3 separate regions of the Homo sapiens genome follow, and all the other regions are linked to region 1. A link is a loop called in an ENCODE intact Hi-C map of the cell type or tissue named here. Cell type or tissue: mammary epithelial cell. All regions are shown on one strand.

Region 1 (8,000 bases):
TGTTTTCAGTATTAAGGGGGAGTTTTGTCAACATTGGAATCCAAGGAAATTTTGGAAAATCTGAGTTAGAAAACAGATTTTATGCTCTGCATCTGGATATAGTAGAAAACCTACTGTTTTGTTTACTTGTTTTCAAGAAAAATACATATATAGAAATTTTATTTATTTATTTATTTTTATTATACTTTAAGTTTTAGGGTACATGTGCACATTGTGCAGGTTAGTTACATATGTATACATGTGCCATGCTGGTGCGCTGCACCCACTAACTCGTCATCTAGCATTAGGTATATCTCCCAATGCTATCCCTCCCCCCCTTCCCCCACCCCACCACAGTCCCCAGAGTGTGATATTCCCCTTCCTGTGTCCATGTGATCTCATTGTTCAATTCCCACCTATGAGTGAGAATATGCGGTGTTTGATTTTTTGTTCTTGCGATAGTTTACTGAGAATGATGATTTCCAATTTCATCCATGTCCCTATAAAGGACATGAACTCATCATTTTTATGGCTGCATAGTATTCCATGGTGTATATGTGCCACATTTTCTTAATCCAGTCTATCATTGTTGGACATTTGGGTTGGTTCCAAGTCTTTGCTATTGTGAATACTGCCGCAATAAACATACGTGTGCATGTGTCTTTATAGCAGCATGATTTATAGTCCTTTGGGTATATAACCAGTAATGGGATGGCTGGGTCAAATGGTATTTCTAGTTCTAGATCCCTGAGGAATCGCCACACTGACTTCCACAATGGTTGAACTAGTTTACAGTCCCACCAACAGTGTAAAAGTGTTCCTATTTCTCCACATCCTCTCCAGCACCTGTTGTTTCCTGACTTTTTAATGATTGCCATTCTAACTGGTGTGAGATGGTATCTCATTGTGGTTTTGATTTGCATTTCTCTGATGGTCAGTGATGATGAGCATTTTTTCATGTGTCTGTTGGCTGCATAAATGTCTTCTTTTGAGAAGTGTCTGTTCATGTCCTTCGCCCACTTTTTGATGGGGTTGTTTGTTTTTTTCTTGTAAATTTGTTTGAGTTCATTGTAGATTCTGGATATTAGCCCTTTGTCAGATGAGTAGGTTGCAAAAATTTTCTCCCATGTTGTAGGTTGCCTGTTCACTCTGATGGTAGTTTCTTTTGCTGTGCAGAAGCTCTTTAGTTTAATTAGATCCCATTTGTCAATTTTGTCTTTTGTTGCCATTGCTTTTGGTGTTTTGGACATGAAGTCCTTGCCCATGCCTATGTCCTGAATGGTAATGCCTAGGTTTTCTTCTAGGGTTTTTATGGTTTTAGGTCTAACGATTAAGTCTTTAATCCATCTTGAATTGATTTTTGTATAAGGTGTAAGGAAGGGATCCAGTTTCAGCTTTCTACATATGGCTAGCCAGTTTTCCCAGCACCATTTATTAAATAGGGAATCCTTTCCCCATTGCTTGTTTTTCTCAGGTTTGTCAAAGGTCAGATAGTTGTAGATATGCGGCATTATTTCTGAGGGCTCTGTTGTGTTCCATTGATCTATATCTCTGTTTTGGTGCCAGTACCATGCTGTTTTGGTTACTGTAGCCTTGTAGTATAGTTTGAAGTCAGGTAGTGTGATGCCTCCAGCTTTGTTCTTTTGGCTTAGGATTGCCTTGGCAATGCGGGCTCTTTTTTGGTTCCATATGAACTTTAAAGTAGTTTTTTCCAATTCTGTGAAGAAAGTCATTGGTAGCTTTATGGGGATGGCATTGAATCTGTAAATTACCTTGAGCAGTATGGCCATTTTCATGATATTGATTCTTCCTACGCATGAGCATGGAATGTTCTTCCATTTGTTTGTATCCTCTTTTATTTCCTTGAGCAGTGGTTTGTAGTTCTCCTTGAAGAGGTCCTTCACATCCCTTGTAAGTTGGATTCCTAGGTATTTTATTCTCTTTGAAGCAATTGTGAATGGGAGTACACTCATGATTTGGCTCTCTGTTTGTCTGTTATTGGTGTATAAGAATGCCTGTGATTTTTTTACATTGATTTTGTATCCTGAGACTTTGCTGAAGTTGCTTATCAGCTTAAGGAGATTTTGGGCTGAGACAATGGGGTTTTCTAGATATACAATCATGTCGTCTGCAAACAGGGACAATTTGACTTCCTCTTTTCCTAATTGAATACCCTTTATTTACTTCTCCTGCTTAATTGCCCTGGCCAGAACTTCCAACACTATGTTGAATAGGAGTGGTGAGAGAGGGCATCCCTGTCTTGTGCCAGTTTTCAAAGGGAATGCTTCCAGTTTTTGCCCATTCAGTATGATATTGGCTGTGGGTTTGTCATAGATAGCTCTTATTATTTTGAAATATGTCCCATCAATACCTAATTTATTGAGAGTTTTTAGCATGAAGTGTTGTTGAATTTTGTCAAAGGCTTTTTCTGCATCTATTGAGATAATCATGTGGTTTTTGTCTTTGGTTCTGTTTATATGCTGGATTACATTTATTGATTTGCGTATATTGAACCAGCCAGAAATTTTAAACCATCTCCGATATAATGTTCTGGATAATAGCAAGTGAGTCCAAAACATATGGATTGTATTTTCCTTGATCCCAAAAGGCTGAAAACTTAGTGTCTGAAATGGTTGATAAAACTTTCCTTCTTCTTTTTGCAATTTTAAGGCTGATAGTAAAGTAACAGAATCCAGAATGCTAAAACAATTACTGAGGAAGTACATTAGTCTGGGTTCTCCAGAGAAACGGAACTAATAGGATGAGTGTGTGTGTGTGTGTGTGTGTGTGCGCGCGTGCACGCGTGCATGTGTATACACAGAGAAAGAAGGGAGAGAGAGAGGGAGAGGCGGGGGAGAGAGAGAGAGAGAGAGGAGAAGAATTTTAAAGAATTGGCTAAAAAAAAAAGGACTGGCTCATGTGTCATGTGATTGTGGGGACTGGCAAGCTCTTATCTATAGGACAGGCTGTCAGGTTGGAGACCCAGGGAAGAGCTGATATTGCAGCTTGAGTCCAAATGCAATCTGGTAGCAGAATTCCCTCTTTCATGGATGACCTTAATCTTTCTCTCTTAAGGCCTTCAACTTAAAACAAATTTGAGACCCACTCACATTATTGCAGGTCATCTGCTTTACTCAAAGACTACTGATTTAAATGTTAATCTTACCTAAAAATACCTTCACAAGGACATCTACGATTGCTGTTTGAACAAACACTTGGAGATCACAGCCTAGCCAAGCTGACACAGAAAATTACCCATTGCGTTTGGCATTGATAGTCTGTGCTCACCAAAATTTAAAATTATTTCAGCAAACTCTTCTTTGTGGACATCATTATCTATCAAATTTAGAGGAATATAAATATCCCATATTCCTTCTCAACCTTCTTAAAAATTATATCATTTTAACATCCTTTTATTTCCAATATCCCCTTTCTCTATGTCTTTTTCATCTTCTCAGCTGTTGCACCCACAATACAACAATGCATGTCAGTTTTCCTGATTGAATTACTCTTTATGACAGGGAAGAGAGAAATCCCCATGATCCATTCCACAATTTTGAATCTCTGGTACCAGTTGATCTGTACTTCATGGCAGGAACTACACCATCCCCTGTTTCTATCCTCTTGAAGATTAATTTTTATGTGCACTCCTGTGTATATGTGTATGCTTGTGTTAATTCTCTTCAGATGAAATTCATTTATTTTTGCCAATCCGATATCTCTAAAGCAGAAGACAGAAATTTTCACAGCTCAATGAATGCAAAGTAATAATTACATATGTGAATATTAAAGAATTACAGAACTAATTATTACTCTTCCAAGCATAGACAATTGGAGGCAGAGGTAAAAACTCAGGAAACCCAGATATAGGGCTTAAAATAGTTAGACATTATAGTCATCCAAAGGGCAGCTCCTCTGTAAGATCAGACAGACATCCCTGTTCCTGCCCTTTGTTTCACTGATGTGCATCACTGTCTGAAAGGACACCCTGTGCTGGAAAGCCTAGGCAGAGGTTGTCTAGCAAATTCTTGTGTCTTCATACTATGCTGCATCTACTGAAATATGCTCCTTGAAGCAAATATTTAGGAAAAGATTTACTTTTATGTTTTAGGACAGCACATTCTACTTACAGCTTACTGAGACTGAGCCTCAGAAAATGTTTTATAGTGTCTGAGTAGAATCCTCTTGTTATAGAAAATAACAGTCTTCTGCCTAGACATATCCCATACGGAAACCAATAACAGTTGATCTTTTATTAATCATGTTACATTTTTCAGACTACTGTTTCAAATATTTTTACAAGGCCACAAAAGCCTCAGAACAAAAATGAGCACATAGTTGCCAAGGTACATTCCTGGGCAAGTGGCCAGAGGGGCAACCAGGTAACCCCAGCCAGACATTTTGTGATGATATGTGACATCATCTAAACCATTTATCCCCCTTTTGTTTGTGCTTTGCTCATTCGCTAGTCATTGTCTGACATTTACTACCTTTTTCTCCTCCATTGATCTATATTTAGAACAAAGCCCTCTGAGCAGGCACTGCAGGCTCTAGTAAAAATAATTTTTCTTTTACTCATAAGGTGAACTTCACCCCCAGCTATGAGCTCGTAATTCTGACATGCAATTCCATTATCCAGGAATTCAGATGCTGTTTATTGATACCATCTGCACATTCATTGTTCACATGTTAGGTTATTTTCTCAACTCCTAACTCTCAGTAAGACTATGTGATGACAGTGCCATCTGTGCTGCCAAGTTTTTCATCTTCTTACCAAAGAGGGTACACTCTTAAGGTGTGGTTCATGTCAGTATGGGTCGATAGAAGTGCTATGTGGAGAACAACATGGATGTGTCATTGAGAAAGGTGACACCAGCCCTAACTGGCAGCAATCCATATTCAGTCATTCAGAAACTATTAATGAGAAATCACGAAACAACATCCCTAGTTTCCTCTTTTAAGGCCCAGGTTGTCTTAAGCTGCTTTGTTCCCTTGAATTCTTTGTGGATATAGTTTGTAAAGAATCGTTCCTTGTTTTCTTTGGACCTGAAGACCAGTCTTTTAAAGCATAGGTCTACTCAAACCATTATCTTTCAGATGGTTTCCTGTTTTCCCTGATTTTTCCACATATGGGCCATAAACTGCGTAATACAAAGAGTAATAGATTGAGCTAGAATCCAGGTGTTCTTATTTCTAGTTCTAACACTGTAAATAACTTTGTAGTATTGAGCGCACATTAAACTATCTTTAGGATTCTATTTCCTCGTCTGAAACACTAGCGTAATGGGGTGGTAATTGTATAGCATCAGGGTGTCAGTTGACTTTTAAGTAGGAATTTATCTTTTCTCTCTTTTATGTAAGTAAGATACGAAATGGCATTTAGAAAAATGTTCACTGAGTTTTGAAAAAGAAAACACACTGCTTTGGTTTACTTTGTCTTTTTAAAAAGACAACATTTCACTATGATGTTGAATTACATTGCATGTTCCCCATAAACACTTAGAAGTTATAATAACGTTACTCATTTAAAACCCCTGCAGAGCTACCATGTAGGTAATATTTAAAGATCATTGTTCTGAATCAATGACATAGAATGAGTTACTGAGCTATCAACCGCCTGCATTGGTGACAAATGTAATTGTATATAAATGTTTTATATGATGCACAGATATGAGTATTTGATGAGTACATGCCATTAAATCCAAATATATTTATCATTGCTGTTCTGTGCAAGGATTTCATGTAATTTAAATATTTCCCTTGCATGAGATTTTCATTGTAAATATATTGCATTTATAAAGTCTTATTAATTTCACAGGCTCATGGTTTTACTATTTTCCTTATTAAGAAAATTTGCCATTTCCTCATTTTTCCTCATTATAATAACACTTTAATTCAGAAATTATCACATGAAGGATTTGGAATGATGGCAGACTTTGTTGCGACATTTTGCTTCACACAGCACAGCCTTGCTTTCTGCAAGAATTGTGCAGTGACAATGCCATGACCTTTAGATACCACACATCTGCCTAGGATAGAAGTATCTTTGTTTTCTTTTATCCCACACTTTTTTGAACATGTAATATATTCCAGGCCCCAAGATAAGCACTAGAAATACAAAGACAAAAAGGTACAATTGCTGCCTTTCAGTAACTCACTGTTTCATGTGAGAGGTGGATTCGTCAGGGCAAGATAGTAGATAAAGCATTGGTACGTACCCACCTCCACTTTTTTCAGGTCCCAACATGCAAGTAAAATAAAGGTAAAAAAGGTAAATAAATAAGTTGACAGCTGAGAGCAGGGTGGGGGCATCAATTAAAGACAGGTTTAAACACATTTCTGACAGACAAAAAGAGATGAATGCGTGAGTCATTAATCCAAGAACAGAAAGACAAAACCTAGAACACTTGAAAAGAAAGTTGCAGCTAATGAAAAGCGGACTTATTCAGCAGAACCCCCAAGAAGATGCAGACTAAGAAATGCCAATGCTTTGATGGGTACAAGGAAGAAATAGGACTAAGACAAGACAAATAATGGAGGACTTACATGGCAGAGGTAAATCACCCACATCTCTTTCTCCAACTCCTTATGCTCGATGCTCAGCATTGAAGCCCTTTACCCCAGGGACAAATACAAGTTTGACAAAGCCATCTGAGGAAAATAAGGTTGGTTAATTTAAGTAACAGAGACCTAGAGTGAAGTCTTCTTTGTACTTTCTTGTCCTGTTATATATGAGTCCTGCAGCATAAGATTCACCCCCATGATTTCTTTCTCTAAAGCATTTTGTGCTGGACACAGTCTCTCTGTCAATCTTCTTAGATCCTTATCGTTAAGTATGGTTTGACTACCATGACTCACCGTAAGTTCATAAAGGTACTGCAACATGAAATAGAATGATGAAGATATATTAAGTAAAAACTAATCCTGAGTAAATAAAGGGTAATATAGGAAACCAAAATAATGTTTAAAAGTCTCCTCAGGCGGATTTGAGGTTTTGGCCATGAGAATTAGAAAAAGAAAGAAAGAAAGTAAGAAAAAAATAAAGAGAAAGGGAAGGAAGGAAGGAAGGAAGGGAGGGAGGGAGGGAGGGAGGGAAGGAGGGAGGAAGGGAGAGAGGGAAGGAGGGAGGTTAATGAGGAGAAAAAATCTTGGAAGTTAAAGTCATTATTGAAACAACATATTAAATAGGAAAGTTGGAAAATAAATATGAAGTTAATTGCTCATTTAATATAACTACAATAAAAATAAAGGAATATGGAAGAGAAAAAAATATAGTTCAGGATGGCTAACACTTGGCTAAAAGAAGTTATTGGTAAAAAGCATGAAGAGAACAAAGATGAAATGATCAAAGACATAGTACCAAAAATTCTTTAAAAGCTAAAAAGAGAAACCAACCTAACTTAAAAGGCTTTCCATGTACTATACCTTAAAATATTTAGTCACATCATTGTGAAACATAAGAAAAAAATCCTAAAATCACCTGTAAATGACATATAATCAGACTATCATTCATTTAGCATTATAGATAAAAACGGAAACGTGCTTTCAAAATTCTCAGCAGAAATGATTTTCGATGTAGACTTACATACTCATGAATACTTTCACTAAAATGTTAGGAATGAATAAAATGCTTTGAAATCTGAAAGAACTCAGGAAGTATGTTTGAAAAAAATTTCCTTAGGAAATTAATTGTGGTCATATTCCAGCAAATTAAATGAGTAAGAAAGGAAAATGTGAAAATCGGGAAATAAATACAAGAGAACAAGATAAGCTCTGACATGTCACTTTGTAATTGACCTATTGTCTAGTTTAGATCAGAAGGACCATAACAGAATATAAATATATCAGCATATCACAAAGGAGAAGATGTAATCAACACACTACCTGGCCCTATTCTAAACTCTAATTTACATTTGCACTATACTTTTATGATAAACCTGTAGACAGATTATGAGATAATTAACTTTGCTTTAAGATAAGGATATAAAAGCAAAAATACAGGGAGTTAATAAAGATAAGTT
Region 2 (8,000 bases), 350 kb after region 1:
CTGATTGTCTGGTCACACTGGGATCAATTGATGCCTCATTAATATTTCTTTTCATTGACCTCCTGGTTTACTTCTACCACTTCTTATATCCTACATCTTCCTGTTTGTTGCTTTCCATATACTTTTTTTTTTTTTGAGGTGGGGTCTCACTCTGTTGCCCAGGCTGGAGTGCAGGGGTGCAATCTCGGCTCACTGCAACCTCCACCTCCCAGGCTGAAGCAATCCTCCTGCCTCAGCCTCCTGACTAGATGGGATTACAGGTGCCCGTCACCACCAAAAAAAATTAGCCTGGCTATTTTTTTTTTGTATGTTTGGTAGAGACAGGATTTCACTAAGTTGCCCAGGCTAGGCTTGAACTTCTGAGCTGAGGCGATCCACCCACCTCAGTCTCCCAAAGTACTGGAATTACAGGCATGAGCCACTGCATCAGGCCTTCATTTACTTCTTTATTAAAATAGAGCATCAGGTAATTTTCTCAGAAAGAGTCTGGAGATTCACGCTTTCTTAATTATAGTACAATGGAAATCTTCTTATTTTCTTATAATTTAAGTATGTGTAGAATTCTTTTTCAAAATAAGTTTTCCTTCAGATATGAAGGCATTGACTTATTGAATCCTTTATCTTTTGTTGCCAATGAAAAGATTGATGCTACCTTGGTTTTTTCTTTTGTTTATTTGGTTTTGTATTTTTTTCAGATATATGTTCAATCTTCTCATTGTTCTTCACTTTCTAATAAAATTTCACCTATCATTTATTTTATAATAATTTTCGCCATTTTCTGACGTTCTCTCCCCAAAGCTCATTTTAGTTAGATATTGGATTTCTAACAATAGACCCTTTGTTTTTTAATATTCTATTTTTATCTCTATCTCCATTTTATCGCTATCAAAATTTTGTGTTTTGTCATTATTCTAAGCAGATTAAACACCTTTCGCTGCTTCATGGATCCCAATCCTATGTGTATCTTCCCATGCACTGTTTCACTTTATACCTTTAGTTGCTTTTTTCTTTGGATAGTGAAAATTATAATGTACACACCTTGCTGATTTGCAGTCAGTAGTCACATTATAGCACTAATAATATTGGTTTATAGCAATGCCCACTCTGATTGGTGATGCTATTGATGGGGTTTCGTCATGTTGGCCAGGCTGGTTTCAAACTCCTGGCCTCAGGTGTTTTATTTTATTAGTCTGTCCCAGTGCCACTTTGTTTGTTAAATATTTTCAATATTTCCCATTCATAAACACATGATAGTACTTGAAAAATATAGAATAGTGCAACAAACCAAAACTAGAAAATAAAAATTACTTTTACCAAAATAGATTCATTAACAATAACATGTGTATATTCTTCTAACATTAGTATCTATTTGCTTGCAAAATAAAGACTAAATTACAATTGACCCTTGAACAATGTGGGGGTTTCACAGTTGAAAATCTGCACATGATTTTTGACTTCCCCAAAACTTGACTGCTAATAGACTACAGTTGACCAAAGCCTTACCAATAACATAAACAGTCGATTAATACATATTTTGCATGTTATATGTATTATGTACTGTATTCTTATAATAAAGTAAGTCAGAGAAAAGAAAATGTTATTACAAAAACCATAAGGGAGATAATATATATTTACTATTCATTAAGTGGAAGCAGATACTCATAAAGGTTTTTATCTTTGTTGTCTTATCATTGAGTGGGCTGAGGAGAAGGAGGAAAAGGAGGGTTTGATTTTACTGTTTCCCGGGAGAAAGAGGCAAAAGAGGTAGAGGAAATGGAAGGGGGAGCAGGAGAGACAGGCACACCCAGTGTGACTTTTATATTTAAAAGTCTGTGTATAAGTGGACTATCACAGTTCAAAACAGTGTTGTTCAAGAGTCAACTGTGTTACTAAGATATATACCTAATTTTTATTTTATCATTTATGACCACCATTTTCTATAATTGTAAATATTCTTCAGTGGGATATTTAGTGGATGAATAGTAAGTTATCTTTCTGAAAATATAATCATTTATTTATCTAAACTTATCTTTGAGGCATGAAAATCTCCGTAATTTTTTAGAAAAACTTTCTTTTTTACCCAAAGCAAAAAAAAAAAAAAAAAAAAAAAAAAAAAAACGGGAATGTTGGCATGCGGTGTCAAATTACTGTGAAGAAAAGTACATCATTTAAATTTCCCACCAACTTTTTTCTTATATTGCTGTTTCTCCCTCTCTTGCTAGTCATAGAAATTTAAATGTCTTCTATAATTCTGCAAAGTTCAAGCCTAAAGTTGGGCCTAATTTTCTTTTGTATTCCTTTGATTGCTAACCAGGGCACATATTTTCTAACATAACGGTATGTGCAAAAGTTAATAATGTTTTCATTTTAAGTAGAATGAATCTCAATTGGTTTTATGCTTACAAAGATGTTTCCCATAGCAAAACCTAAAATATATTTTTCTATAACTTCTGCTTATTTAAAATATTAATTTATTTAAAATTAATTTTGATATGTTCTTTTTTATTATTTTATTTTTTAATTAATAGAGATGAGGTCTCACTATGTTACCCAGGCTGGTTTCAAACTCCTGAGCTCCAGCGACCCTCCCACCTTGGCCTCCTAAATTGCTGGGATTACAGGCTCGACCTACCATGCCCAGCCTAATTTTGATATGTCTTATCATGTAAAAATATGGCTTATATTTTTTGAAAAGACACTTAAAATTGTGCTTGGACAAATTATTCAACATTATAGGATAATTCTTTCTTCCTCCACTCATCTAAAACCAATGTTAATTATATATGAATTTCTTACATTTGGGACAATCTACTTGTGGGCTTTCTTTTTATACCCCTGAGCAATCTGCCTACCTTTGTAAGAGGGCTAAATCCATTTTAGGACTGTAGTATTTTACTGCATTGTATAATTTATGGAGTCAGGTTTACTGAATTTTTTTTATAAAAAATCTTTGTAATTTTTTCATGAGTTGTTCTCAGGTGAAATGCAGACTAAGTTACCATTCCAAAAAAGATGTATGAATAAATAAAACCCTTGTACGAATTTGAAATTTCAATAAAACCCTTAAAATATTTGTTGACTATAGCATAGTTTTTAAGAGCACAATCATTACAATCAAAGAGACCTAGGCTTAAAGTATAGTTCCTCTGGTTACTAAGTATGGAATAATCAGAAGTAGACTGTATAGTGTTTTCCAGGTTTGATATTTTTCAGACTCAAAGGAGGATAATAATATAGGCCTCACAGGGATGTTGTGAATTTTAAAGAGATAATTATTTTAAGTGCTTACCTGAGTGAGAACCTGGCACTAAGTAATCATTGAATACACGGTTGCAGTATTAATCTAATTTTGTCATAATACTGACTTGGGCGTGACATGGACTGATTTACTGATCACCCTTAGACACTTTCTGGTTGATAATATAAGATGATTTCATCTCTGAAGTATTTCAAAAGTTAAAACCACAAACTCAGCCTTCTTTGTCAGAGCAAGAAGATTTCTTAATCCAGGAAAACTAATATGATATAATATGAACGTCATCATTACATGTAATGATGACTAAGCCTGTTAGTAAAATGTCTGGCTTTGCCTTATGTTATGTTAATGACCTCCCATGAATCATGCCTCCCTAGTTCCATGCCCTTTTGCATCTTGACTTTGTCATTGTTCTCATCAAAAAGTGAAGTTTATTTATTATCCTCCCTTGACTCTATGCTTTACCCATAACTTGCTTTGATAAATAGAATGGAGTAAAATGATATACAAAGTCTACAATCTAAGATTGAAGAAGCCATATAATTTCCTCTCCCACCCTCTGAGAACACCATGTTGTGAAAGCCCACTCTAGCTTACTGGAGGTGAGAAGCCACCAGGAACAGAACCAAGGTGCTCAGCTGACATCTTACACCAACTGGAAGCAAAGTGCCTGAGGCCACGCTGAATCCCTCAGTCCTGGTGGAAGAATGCAGCCATATAAGTGACACGAGAAAGATTAGCAAAGAACTGCCTATATTGTGGAACACAGAATCTTAAAAAATAACAAGTCACTTAGTTTTGGGGTCATGCCTTTCACAGTCGTAGAAAATCACAACAAAATAAAGCAATCATGCTGTGCATGCTGAATGCTCTGTCTCTCTAATCAGTCATTCTGCACATAGACCACCTTTTCTGAGGGTGCAATCTGAATATAAAGTAGATAGAGTTTCCTGTCTTGACAACATAGACTGAAGACGAAAACTTCTCAAAGCTTAATTCCAAATTAATTTCTTCCAAGTTCATTTTATGTAGGTCCAACCAGTAATTTAAAATGTTTAATCTTATAGACATCTGGGTAAATATAGTTAAAACTCTATATTCTATCTTCTCTGTAATCTTACTACAAATAAAATGTAGTAAGATACTAAAAGAAAACTCTATTTACCATATACTTGGAAACAAACCAAATTTCAAGCAATAATTTTTGCAAAATTGCTCTCAAATGCAGTGACACATGAAAAAATATGGAGAATGTGACAATGGCGACCACACTTTGTCACAGGTTTTAAACAACATCCAAGCCAAATCTATGTGCAAAAAAGTAAATTTTAAAGAAGTGAAAGTTAATATAATAAATAATTTTTCCATCTCAGCATGAAAAAGTCCATTCCTAAGCATAAAGACAACAGAAAACTATTATGTTAGCACTTGTCACTTGATTTCAAAAACTTCTAATACAAATATAGCAAAAAGAAAACTATGAAAATTAAAAGGCAAATGATAAATTGGGAAATATGTATAATGTTTGTGACATATGGATGTGCACAGAAGTTTACAAATAAATATATATTATTAAAATAAAAAGTCAAGAAAACTAATGATCACCACAGGAAAGAGAAAATATAAATATCTAATAAAAACTTTATCAAATTTGTGACCATGTTAGTTAAGTAAATAAGTAAAAATAAATAAATAAAACAAGAAAGAAACATATTAACTCTGCGTTTGATAAAAAATGGTGGAGAGTTAGAGAAGATGGTGATGAATGTGATCCCCCAGGTGCATCATCCTCTTTTTGATAAAGCAATCTCTGGCATCTAAAATAGGATGTAAAATGGTGTAGCAGCTCAGGAAAACAGTATGGTGGCGAGATGGAGATCCTGAGGGTGACAGTTACATTAAGTGGGTACTGATCCAGGTCAGGGAAGAGATATGGATATTATCATAACATGAACAGTTTATAGTCCACATGGCTTCATGCAAAGTCTCCTGATCACTTGGGAGTAAAAACTCCAGATGGCTGAGAGCACAATGTGAACACTAAGTCACCTGGGAGCAACTATCCTAGGATACTATATCTAAATCCAAGTTCTTACTTCTTTTGTCCAATGTCTAAACACCTCCACTTTTTATTTCTTATTAAATGGTCAGTGTATAAAATGAACCTTAAAAAGGAGACAATGATTATTAGAAATGAACCAGTGTAAGGCCAATATATAGACACTCAACTTATTTTTTAATGAGAAAGGGCAATTGTATATACAGACAAACACATACATATGTGTCGCTATATATGTACACATACACACGTTGTGAATGCAAAGAAACTCGTATTCTGATAAATGAAATATTTTAAAAATGTAAGATAAGAGGAAACTAAGAAGGATCTGACAAATCCTCAAAAATGGAATAAAAAATAAAATATTTTAAGTACCAGAAAGAATAATAATAAATACTGTAAAAAGAACACATAGAAATGGCAAACAGGTATGTTAAAGGATGCTCAGTATCATTGTCAAGGAAATGCAAATCAAAAGTACAATGAGATTATCACTTCCCAACTCTTAGTATGGCTGATAAACAAAAAAGCACAAAATATATTGACAAAGATGTGGGGGAAATTAGAATTTTTGTACACTATTGAAAATATAAACAGTGCAGCAGCTTAGGAAAACAGTATGGGGTTCCTCAGAAAATGAAAATTAGAACCACCATCTTGTCTATTTATCATTTTTATGGCTATACATTCAAAAGAATTGATATCAGTCTTGAATTGATGTCTTGAAGCGATATTTCCACTCTCATATTCATGGCAAATATTATTCACAATAGCTAAGATACGGAAAAAGCTTATGTGTCCATAGACCCATAAATGCACAAAGAAAACATGTTCTATACAGACAGTGGAATATCACTCAGCCTTAAACAGGAAGAAAATCCTACCATTTGTGTCAACATGGATGAAACTTGCAGACATTTTGTTAAGTGAAATAAGTCAGTCACAGAACAAATACCATATGATCCCACTTATATGCAGTATCTAAAATAGTCAAAGTTATAGAAGCAGAAAATACAGCAGGGGTTGTCAGGGACGTTGCAGGAGGTGGGAGAAATGTGGAGCTGTTACTCAGTGGCTTCAACCAAATGTTGTCCAGTGAAACTTTATAGTTTTAATTTTGCTAAATAAATAAGTCCTAGAGACCTCATCTATAACATAGTGACTGGTTAACAATATGGTATAGTGCTTTTCAAAATTTGTTAAGAGAATAGATATCATGGTAGGCATTCTTATCACAAACAAAATCAAAGGGATACAAGGAAAGTTTAGGAGGTGTTGTTGTGTCTGTTACCTTCATGGTGGTGATGGCATCATGAGTGTTTGCATATGCCCAAATTCATCTAATATAGACATCAAATATGTACAATTCATTGTATGTCAGTTATTCCTCAAAAAAACTTTAAACATTCTGAAGGCTTAAAAAATGCAATCATGCATATAAAAGGCATATGCAAGAAAGGGAAGCCCAAGATATGAAAAAAGGCCAAGAGTTTTGAATGATTAAATTAAAGCTAATAGTTATAGAGGGCTAAGGTGGCCAAATATCTAAATGAGAGAAGTAACTAAATAAGAGAAAATAAGGCAAAATAATATTAATTAAAATATTTTTGTTATTATATATTTAAAGTGAACAGTTTCTTTTAACCTGTGCCAAATGCAATATTTTGTAACAACAGTTTCCCTTTACTTTTCAGTGATGTGACAAAAAATAACAAGAGCACATTTTCTTTTCTTTCTTTCTTTTTTCTTTTCTTTCTTTTTTTTTTTTTTTTTTTTTTTTTTGAGATGGAGTCTTGCTGTGTTGCCAGGCTGGAGTGTGCAGTGGCGCGATCTCACTTCAACCTCTGCCTCCTGGGTTCAAACTATTCTCATGCCTAAGCACCTGAGTAGCTGGGATTACAGGCATGTGCCATCACACCCAGCTAATTTTTGTATTTTTGGTAAAGACATGGTTTCACCATGTTAGCCAGGATGGTCTCGATCTCCTGACCTCATGATCCGTCTGCCTTGGCATCTCAAAGTGCTGGGATTACAGGTGTGAGCCACCGCACCCGGCCACACACACATTTTCTGAAACCTTATGTCTTTGCTCTTGTACCACTACTTGTACATTGTCTCACTGTGATTTTATTTCCTTTCCAAATTCCCTGTATTTTTTGGCTACTGCTACGTAGATGATTAACACATCATCTCATTGATGTTACTTCAAATTATGACTCAATTCTGTTGTAATAATTTGATGATAGAAATTCCCTTGTGCTCCTTATTCCCTAGTTAAATATATTGCTTATCAATATAGCTTTTCCTTTGTGCTGCACCTGTTGTTTTCCATGCAGCCAATCACAGAGTAGGTAATTTATTTATTCAGTTTCCTTCTTATATAGCACTATCAATTTCCAATTTTGATATATATGAGTGTGTTAGATAATTAAGATCTCTTTGTCTCAGAATTCTTGTTCATCTACACACAAATAATTCTTATACTACCAGGCTCTTATGAAAATTAAATAATAATGTACGTGCAATGGCATATATAACAAGTACTGGAAAGAACTTTGCTATCATTTATTATAAATCTGAGATTTAGAGAAAAGTGTATTTGAGATACAGAGTTTATGTTGTAATTTTCAACTTTCTACATCAGACAGTACAGATATTAAAGGGTCACATATCCATCAATCCTCA
Region 3 (8,000 bases), 160 kb before region 1:
AATGATTTATCATATAGAATACATTAAGATGAAAACACAATTTTCTAAATAAAATCTTAATGGAGGATTCAAATACGCACCCCACAAAAATTATTGAATTGTAAGACAAACTTAAGAAAATTTAGAATGAAGACGAAAAGGATAAAAATTAAATAACTTAAAAACTGACAGATTACCTTAAAGCAAGATGGTAGGACTCTGGTTCATTCCTACATGGACACATTGATTCAATAACAATACACAGATCAATTCCCTTTGTGAATACATCTAGAAACCAGTTAAGCCTCTTGCATCATTTAGCACACAACCAGCCACATCAAATTCAATTAAAAAATTAGAAATACTCTCTCATCACAATCCTTACCCCTGGCATAGTACTATATAATCAGGAGGAAGCCTCCACCTCTGGGCCTCCATCTGACAAGGGAAAGAGTTGAACCATATACCCACTATCCTAGCTTTCCCTGGTGCTTCCTGAGAGACTAGTTCCTATGTCACCCTCCTTGGGCCTCTGATGAGATCAAGCTCATGTTCGATCCTTGGGGCCTACAGAGAACAAAAACAGCAGTTTGAACTACAGTGGGCCATCCACTAAGCCTCCTGCTCGCTGGCTCAGTGTAGAGCAAGAAAGAGAGAGAAATAATAGTAATAATAATCAGTTTCTAATTTCTCCATGGGGAGAAAAAGAATTTGGTGTAGAATTGAACACTCCAACTTTTCTAGATGATGCCTGAGGCAAATGGCTTCTGTCTTACCTATCTTGCAGCACACTACAGATGCTTGGGGCCACTAAGAATAAAACCGGTGGTTATGACTAGTGCAAAGGTCTATAGAAGCTCTGGCTGATTCATATATATACAAATGGTTTTTATTGGAAAAAATTGTATTAATCACAGGTCTTGAGGATCAAGAAGAGGGTCAGGAACTAGGGTTAGGCAGGAGATGTAGGACCTTGCTACCTAGAGAAAGTTTTCTGATGCCTCAGGCTTTTGCCTCATGAGTTTTTATTCACAAAGTCTGCAAGGTAGAATAGATTGGTCCAGCTTGTGCCGAGCACCTACTCCTTTGCTGGTGGCTGGGAGGGGCAAGTGGAATGGAAGTCAGTTAATTAAAAGCCTCACTACAAATACATGGGTGTTGGGGTGGGTGGTTAGTGGCATTCTACAAGGAAAATAGTGCAAGGAGACATAAATTATGTATGCATCTGAGACCTGTACTCTTTACAGGAGTAAGAGAGAAGGATTAGGAAATAGCAGGCAGCGTAAATCCACTACCACAATAATGAATGAATTGATTTCCTGCTGGAACCTGAACATATCTGCTTTAAAGATTACTTGAAGGCACATGAAGAGTCTTATGTTGGTAACTTTCTATCTAGGATTCATTCTAAGTGGCTTCTACTCTTTCTATCTTGAATCAAATCAAAGAGATGACCCTAAGTAGAAGTACACTCCAGAGAATTTGAGAGATCCAAATATTTTTTTCGTTCAGTCCAACTAGTGACTTTTGAAAGTATATCTCTGACAGTACCATCAGTCATTGCACGGAAGTCTTCATTTTATGAAGATAATTGAATGCCTGATTAAATACTTGTTGGTTTAGTTTCATCTGTTTTATTAGTGATGGGATCCCTTTTATTTGAATCATTTTGACATTCACAGCGCCTTAAGAAATATTGTGACTAGTGATATTGTCACATATGTTATTGAAATTCCAAGATAAAGCTCTGAAATAATCATTTTACATAAATCAGAATTTCCCAACCTTGGCATTATTGAAATTTTGGGATGGGTGATTCTTTGCTTGGTGTATGGGGACAGAGCTGTGCCCTGTGAGATGTTTACTAGAATCTCTGGCCTTTACTTACTAGATGCCAGTAGCACGATTAGAGTTGCGACAATCAAAAATGTCTTAAGACATTGTCAAATATCTCCTAAAAAGCAAAAAAAATCTCAGTTGGGAATGACTACTGTAAATAGGAGGGGATTCTTGACAATGAAATTAGTAGAACATTTAAAGTGCGCACTGCAAAATATTGGTGTGTGATAAAGTTGAAAAAACAAAGTACTACTCTTACATTGGTAAGAGGGGCTACCCTCCTGTTATGGGGGAATTTAGCATGCATACTCTGATTAGAAAACCATCCTAGGAAGTGATTCTCAACTGTGGATGAACAATTTGAATAATCTGTGGGACTTTTAAAACAATATTGTGCTAGGCCACAATCTAGATAAATTATATCAGGCATTTTGGTGGTGGACTTAGACATTTTTATTATTGAAAAGTTCCCCTAAATAATTTTAATATAGAGCAATTTAATATGTACCATATTAGAATAATCTAAAGTAATTATCCTTGAAAATCCACCAGAAACAAGCTCAGAAATTTTTGCAAGAGTATACCACACATGGATGGATTCCTGCTTGAGTATTCACGTGGCCACTAGAATTGTATCCTATTCAGAAGCTTCCGGGGACAAAGTGCCTCAGGGCTCTGCTCCAGGGGTTTACAGCACCAGAAATCTGTATCCCAATTGGTTGATCATTAAAACAAACTGAATAAAGGAAATTTACAGATTAAGGTATTCTCTGATGAACTAGTAATTAAAATATTGACAACATTCTCTATATTAATATTGGATATACCTATATACGGATCCAGACGTTGCAACAGTTTATTAGAAAGCTAGATAATATATAGTGACATTATATCAGAATTCCTTGGGTGAATTTCAGCTAATTGCTGGTCTACAGAGCTACACACATAGTCCCGGATTTAACAGGAGATCTGATTTATTGTCCATCTGCTTCTGGCCTGTAGGTCTATCTTCACCATATGCTTTGAATCAATTTTGATTATAGGTGGACTTAAAATAATCAATCAAATATATAAACTTCAGACCAATACACAAAGCACTGAAAATCAGTAAAAAGTGTCGAGATTGTGGCTGTACTGAGTCAGAATTTTCTACCTAATTCTTGTTCTGGTGATTTATGTAGTGGGGGCTATTCACAAGAGCCTGGGAGTAAGAAAGCAGAACAGGACAGGAGGAAAGAAATAAAATTGTGGTCTCAGCTGGAGACTAGCTTTAGTCTTCTCTTATAAGGAACACTTTAGAGCTCAAATTATAGGGCAGAGTTAGCCCCACTTGAGGCAAATAAAACTACTTTCAGACTCCCTGACAGTCAGTCCTTAGTTAATTTGTGGAGGAGGGAAAAGCCTCCTGAAATTATATTTGGCTGAGTGAAATTCTCTGGATAGAAGTTATCTGATTTGTTAGCCAACATGTACAGCAGCTATGGGAACACTGCACCTGTTGGTAAGGAGGAGCTGGGCCCATCACCAATAGCATCCACTAGAGGGTATAACACAATCACTTCATTTCATATTTTCACATGCAGTATCCTATTTTAATCATCAGTAAATTAGGGAATGTGAACTAGCCATATAACATTAGGATGTCTGCATTTTTCTACACCTTAGCCATCTGTAATCAAAGCTTCCCTGTCACTTTCAAGGAGACAATTTAGACATAACCAATCAATACTGATGGTATAGTGTTCACTAGGATCAGATAAGGGCACCTACTTGCAGAATGAAACATTAGCTTTTAGGTCAGGCATGGTGGCTCACACCTGTAATCTCAGCACTTTGGAGGCTGAGGCAAGAGGATGCCTTGAGCCCAGGAGGTAGAGGATGCAGTGAGGTGTGATCACTCCACTATACCCTAACCTGGGCGAGAGAATGGGACCCTGTCTCAAAAACAAAAATAAAAACAGAAAAGAAAATAAAAACTTCTATGTGCTCAACTCCCTTCCCAAACTTTTTAAATTGAGAAACAAAAATCCAAAAATTATGAAATATTTCATAGAGTTTATGCATTCATTTGTTCAATAAGTGTTTATTTGAATGCTCTGTATGTAATTGACAATGCTCTATAATTTGGGGTACAAAAGTGCAGAAAACAGACAATTTTGAAGACAGTTATCATGCAGCTTTTATTCTAGTTGAGGAAGTAAATAAATAAAAAATACTAGTTTAGATGGTAATAAGTGTTGTAGAAAAAAATAAAGCAGAGTAGAAAGATGGATGCTGGTGGACATGGGAGTGAATAGATGCTATTTTAGATCAGATGGTTAAGAAGATGCTATTTTAGATCAGATGGTTAAGAAAGGCTTCTCTGGTAAGTGGGCAACTAAGCAGACGGCTGAATGATGTGAGGGAGCAAGCGCTGCAGATACAGAATTTCCTAAAAGTGTTCTATTAAAAACATATAACATGAAATACCTTCATAAATCTGATGAGTTTCCATCAATGAAGGTTAAGGTGTAGATGACTCTTTTTAGTCAACGTGATGTTATAGCACCAATAGTCGTCCATCCCTGCCAGTGACTAATGACACAATGTCCCTGAGCTGTATTAAAAAACGAGGCATAACTCAGATTTGGTGTCTGCTTTGAAAAGCAAAGATGTTTATGAAACTATTGCAAGAAACCACCAACAGTATGCAGTAGGGAATTAACTTCTTAGAAGACTTACACATGCTTAAAAAAATCATTATTTTGGCCTTAAATTTTTATATGTAATATTATTATAATTTAAAGTTATAAAACTTAATTTCTGTATAAAAGAGAGGAGCATAAAAGAGGCTATTGATACAAGTTTATTTAGACAGACATAATAGGTTTAACCTTAGGAAACAGGTAACAAAATGACATTTTATGATTATCAAAGGGATGAAGGATGAAGTCAAATAAACCTATTCACAGTATCCCATAAAATGAATAAAGATTTTTTATCAAATTGACAGCAGTGAACTAAATATTAATTTAACTTATATACCATGTAGGAAACAAAATTTTAATAATTTACAGCACTTTTCCACTTTATTGCCTTATTGACTATTACAGCTCTTAGATCATCCAGGTAGAAAAAGAGACTTTGGAACCTATTAATATACAGTTTCAGTATGGATAGCCTTCAACTGCTTAGAGTAGCTTTAAAAAAAACTCAGGTCATCTTTTAAATAAACTAGTTTTTAATGTAAAAATTAGAGTGATTTTTGTTTCTGTATCATATTACACCTACTAAAGTCAGGCCTAAAAATGTACTGTGTACAATAGAATAAATTACACAAGGCAATATTGCAGGAATGCTGGAAACATTGACTGTTTATCCAAGCACATAATTTGGTTTTATTTCGAGAATAGTATTAAAATAGTCTAATCTTTAATAGGAACCCAAGTCAAGTTCCTACTACAATTACTTTGTCAAAATTTGAGACTATTCTTACTATCATGTTTCTGAGTAAAATAGTGTCCTTGGACATAAATGGAAATGTTTAATTTATAGTAATATGATCCTTGCAAGTCAATTATTTAGAGTATTATGAACAGATGATTTAATCAGAGAACTGAAGAAAGAATATTTGTCCTAGCTCTATATCACTGACAATACATTGCTTCACAAATCTAAAGAGACTCCTTGAATTTTGATCTATGAACCAGACATTGTAGTGCTATTAAAATAGCTATACTATATTTGGAAGATTCCAGATTGTGTGTGCTGCTGATGGTATGTGTGCATCATTTCAGGTTTTACTTCAATTATACCTATGTAAAAATAGATTAAAGAGAAGACGTGCTACCTAAATTATTTCGAGAATCTAAAATATTCCTCTAGGTTTTAGGAAACCTCATTTACCTAAAAATATTATAAGCCAATGATTCCAGAAAATACATTTCCACGTTTAATATTAATTATGCCTGATATAAATGAACTTTTGAAATAACTGGAATGAATAACTTTAGGACCTTGATAAGAAACAAGATTTCTTGTTCACATCTTCAACTCAAATATATGCATCTTCCAATGAAGACCTTCTCTAAGTCAGAGATAAAATCAATAAAAATTTTACTCTGCTAATTAAAAGAATGAGTCTGCCCAACAATAGGAATTATTTGACAATTCTAATATCAACTGAGTAATGCTAGCAATAAGCAGTTAAAACATTTGCTTATTTATATAATTTATATACATATAAATATTCTTGAAAACAGTAACAATTGACTCATTGATTGCTAATTTTTGATATGAATTTTCTTTTTTCTTTTTTTTTTTTTGAGACGGAGTCTCACTCTGTCACCCAGGCTGGAGTGCAGTGGCACGATCTTGGCTCACTGCAAGCTCTGCCTCCTGGGTTCACGCCATTCTCCTGCCTCAGCCTCCCGAGTAGCTGGGACTACAGGCGCCTGCCACCACGCCCGGCTAATTTTTTTGTATTTTTATTAGAGACAGGGTTTCACCGTGTTAGCCAGAATGGTCTCCAACTCCTGACATCGTGATCCGCCCGCCTCGGCCTCCCAAAGTGCTGGGACTACAGGCATGAGCCACCATGCCCGGCCAAATTTTCAATTTTTTTAAGATGCCCAATTTTCTTAAGTTAATTAGAATCCATGACATTTATGTGATTGGAAAGCACATTAATATAAAATTTGCATATCAATTATTGAGATTCTTTTTGGTTTTTGTTTTTTGTTGGTATTTTTGGTTTCTAGAGATAGGTTCTTGCTCTGTCACTCAGGCTGGAGTGCAGTGATGTGATCCTAGACTCAATCATATTATTCGAATTCAATACAAATCTATTCAATATTTGAATGTCTAAGTACCCAACACTGTGTCAGGTGATATTATTTTTTATGGGGAGAAAATTTCAAGTTCACTTAAGCAAAGACATTCTTTAAGGCTTCTTTATTAATAGTGGGAACAGGACCGCAGAAAAGTTTAGTTTAGCATCTAAATTGAGGGTCAAATATGACTAAGACTTGACCAGGAAATAGGAGGAGAAAAAGTGATTCTAGAGAGTAGAGAATCATGTGTCTAATATTCTCATGCTTCCATATTCTTCAAGGCTTCTGAAGGAAGATATATAAAATTCAAAAAGTTTCAGAAACTTTAAATAAACTTTATTAAACGCTTGACTAATACAACTCTTGACTAATAAAACTCATGTTCAAAAGCATGACAAGGAGGTGTGCCAAGTACAAGTTGATCAATTTGCTCATACTTTCAAATAGTCTTCTTTTGTAAAAAGTTACATGTTAGCATGAAATTGGAGAAATCAATGTAAGCAAAACAAGAAAGGATAAGGTTTCAGGATGGAGTCTTTCTTGTATAATTTTTCCTCACTGACTAAGATGTTGAATAATTTTCCAGGCTATTTTACCCTGATTTTCAAACTTTGATGCTATGATCGAAATGAGCTTAAGAAATGTAGAGAAGAAGAATAAAACTTTAAGAGCATACAGATCCCATAGTTTTGTACATAGTTGTTCATTATTGTTATTATAACTAAAGACTAAAAGAAACTAAAGACCCAGGGGACAATCCAGAAAAAATGTTAACTACTCAATTATTGCTAAGAGTTTATCATCTTCTTTACACCCAAAGTGTGCCTCATTGTTCCTTTCCAAATACTGCACCCTGATATTGACCTTCTAGTTCTTAATACTTTACAATGAGTAAGTGGAAAAGGTGGCTCCTGTGAGCTGTCCACCCCAGAGCTGACCAAGGATGACCTTCAAGACAAGTACAGATTTTAACTAAGGATTTGGCTTGCATATTAGATGTGGTGGGGCCTCACACTGGTGAACTGAATTGGTCCATATGTTAACCTCAAGAATATGTGTGATCTGTCTTCTTGCATAAGCCACAAACTAAGGCAGGCAAACTATCGTCATTTATTACTTTCCCTAAAATAGTGTTTCTCAAAATGTGATTGAGAGTTCATAGGCAACAGAGTCATCTGGGATGCATGCTAGAAATTCACATACTTCATCTTCATTACTCCCACCCCATACACATATGATGATTCAGAATCTCTTGAGGTTGTTTCTGGGAATCTGTAGCTTCAACACTGTGGAGGTAATGCCACACAATTGTGAGCATCTGCCCAAGAAGACCTCACAGGGGGTAATTGAGGAGTTACCCCTGAGGCACGA

What was found. Peaks named below come from ENCODE experiments on the same cell type or tissue, not always from the same donor. Only the 100,000 strongest peaks of a DNase experiment are listed, where the experiment ranks them.
Region 2: a loop joins it to region 1, with 14 times the contacts of the local background. A loop is called at or near these places in 2 of 110 quality-filtered maps.
Region 3: it touches region 1 in a loop (2.7-fold over the local background); 2 of 110 quality-filtered maps call a loop at or near these places.

Annotation. Positions count from the first base shown.
Region 1 is chr18:29,150,441-29,158,440 of GRCh38, forward strand. It overlaps LINC02879 (long intergenic non-protein coding RNA 2879), which reads left to right and starts at 6,417. Exons shown (of 3, transcript NR_186853.1): 1 at 6,417-6,534. RefSeq lists an enhancer at 3,842-5,041. In mammary epithelial cell, no CTCF peak of the experiment used is centred here; DNase peaks (open chromatin) are centred at 3,981, 4,561, 6,261 and 6,801; H3K4me3 peaks cover 665 bases; H3K27ac peaks cover 4,480 bases.
Region 2 is chr18:29,498,647-29,506,646 of GRCh38, forward strand. No RefSeq gene overlaps it. Among named protein-coding and RNA genes, the nearest start is that of LINC02879, 350 kb to the left of the region's middle. RefSeq lists an enhancer at 3,263-4,462. In mammary epithelial cell, no CTCF peak of the experiment used is centred here; a DNase peak (open chromatin) is centred at 3,515; H3K27ac peaks cover 1,243 bases.
Region 3 is chr18:28,992,139-29,000,138 of GRCh38, forward strand. No RefSeq gene overlaps it. Among named protein-coding and RNA genes, the nearest start is that of LINC02879, 160 kb to the right of the region's middle. In mammary epithelial cell, a CTCF peak has its summit at 3,352 (motif pointing right); no DNase peak of the experiment used is centred here.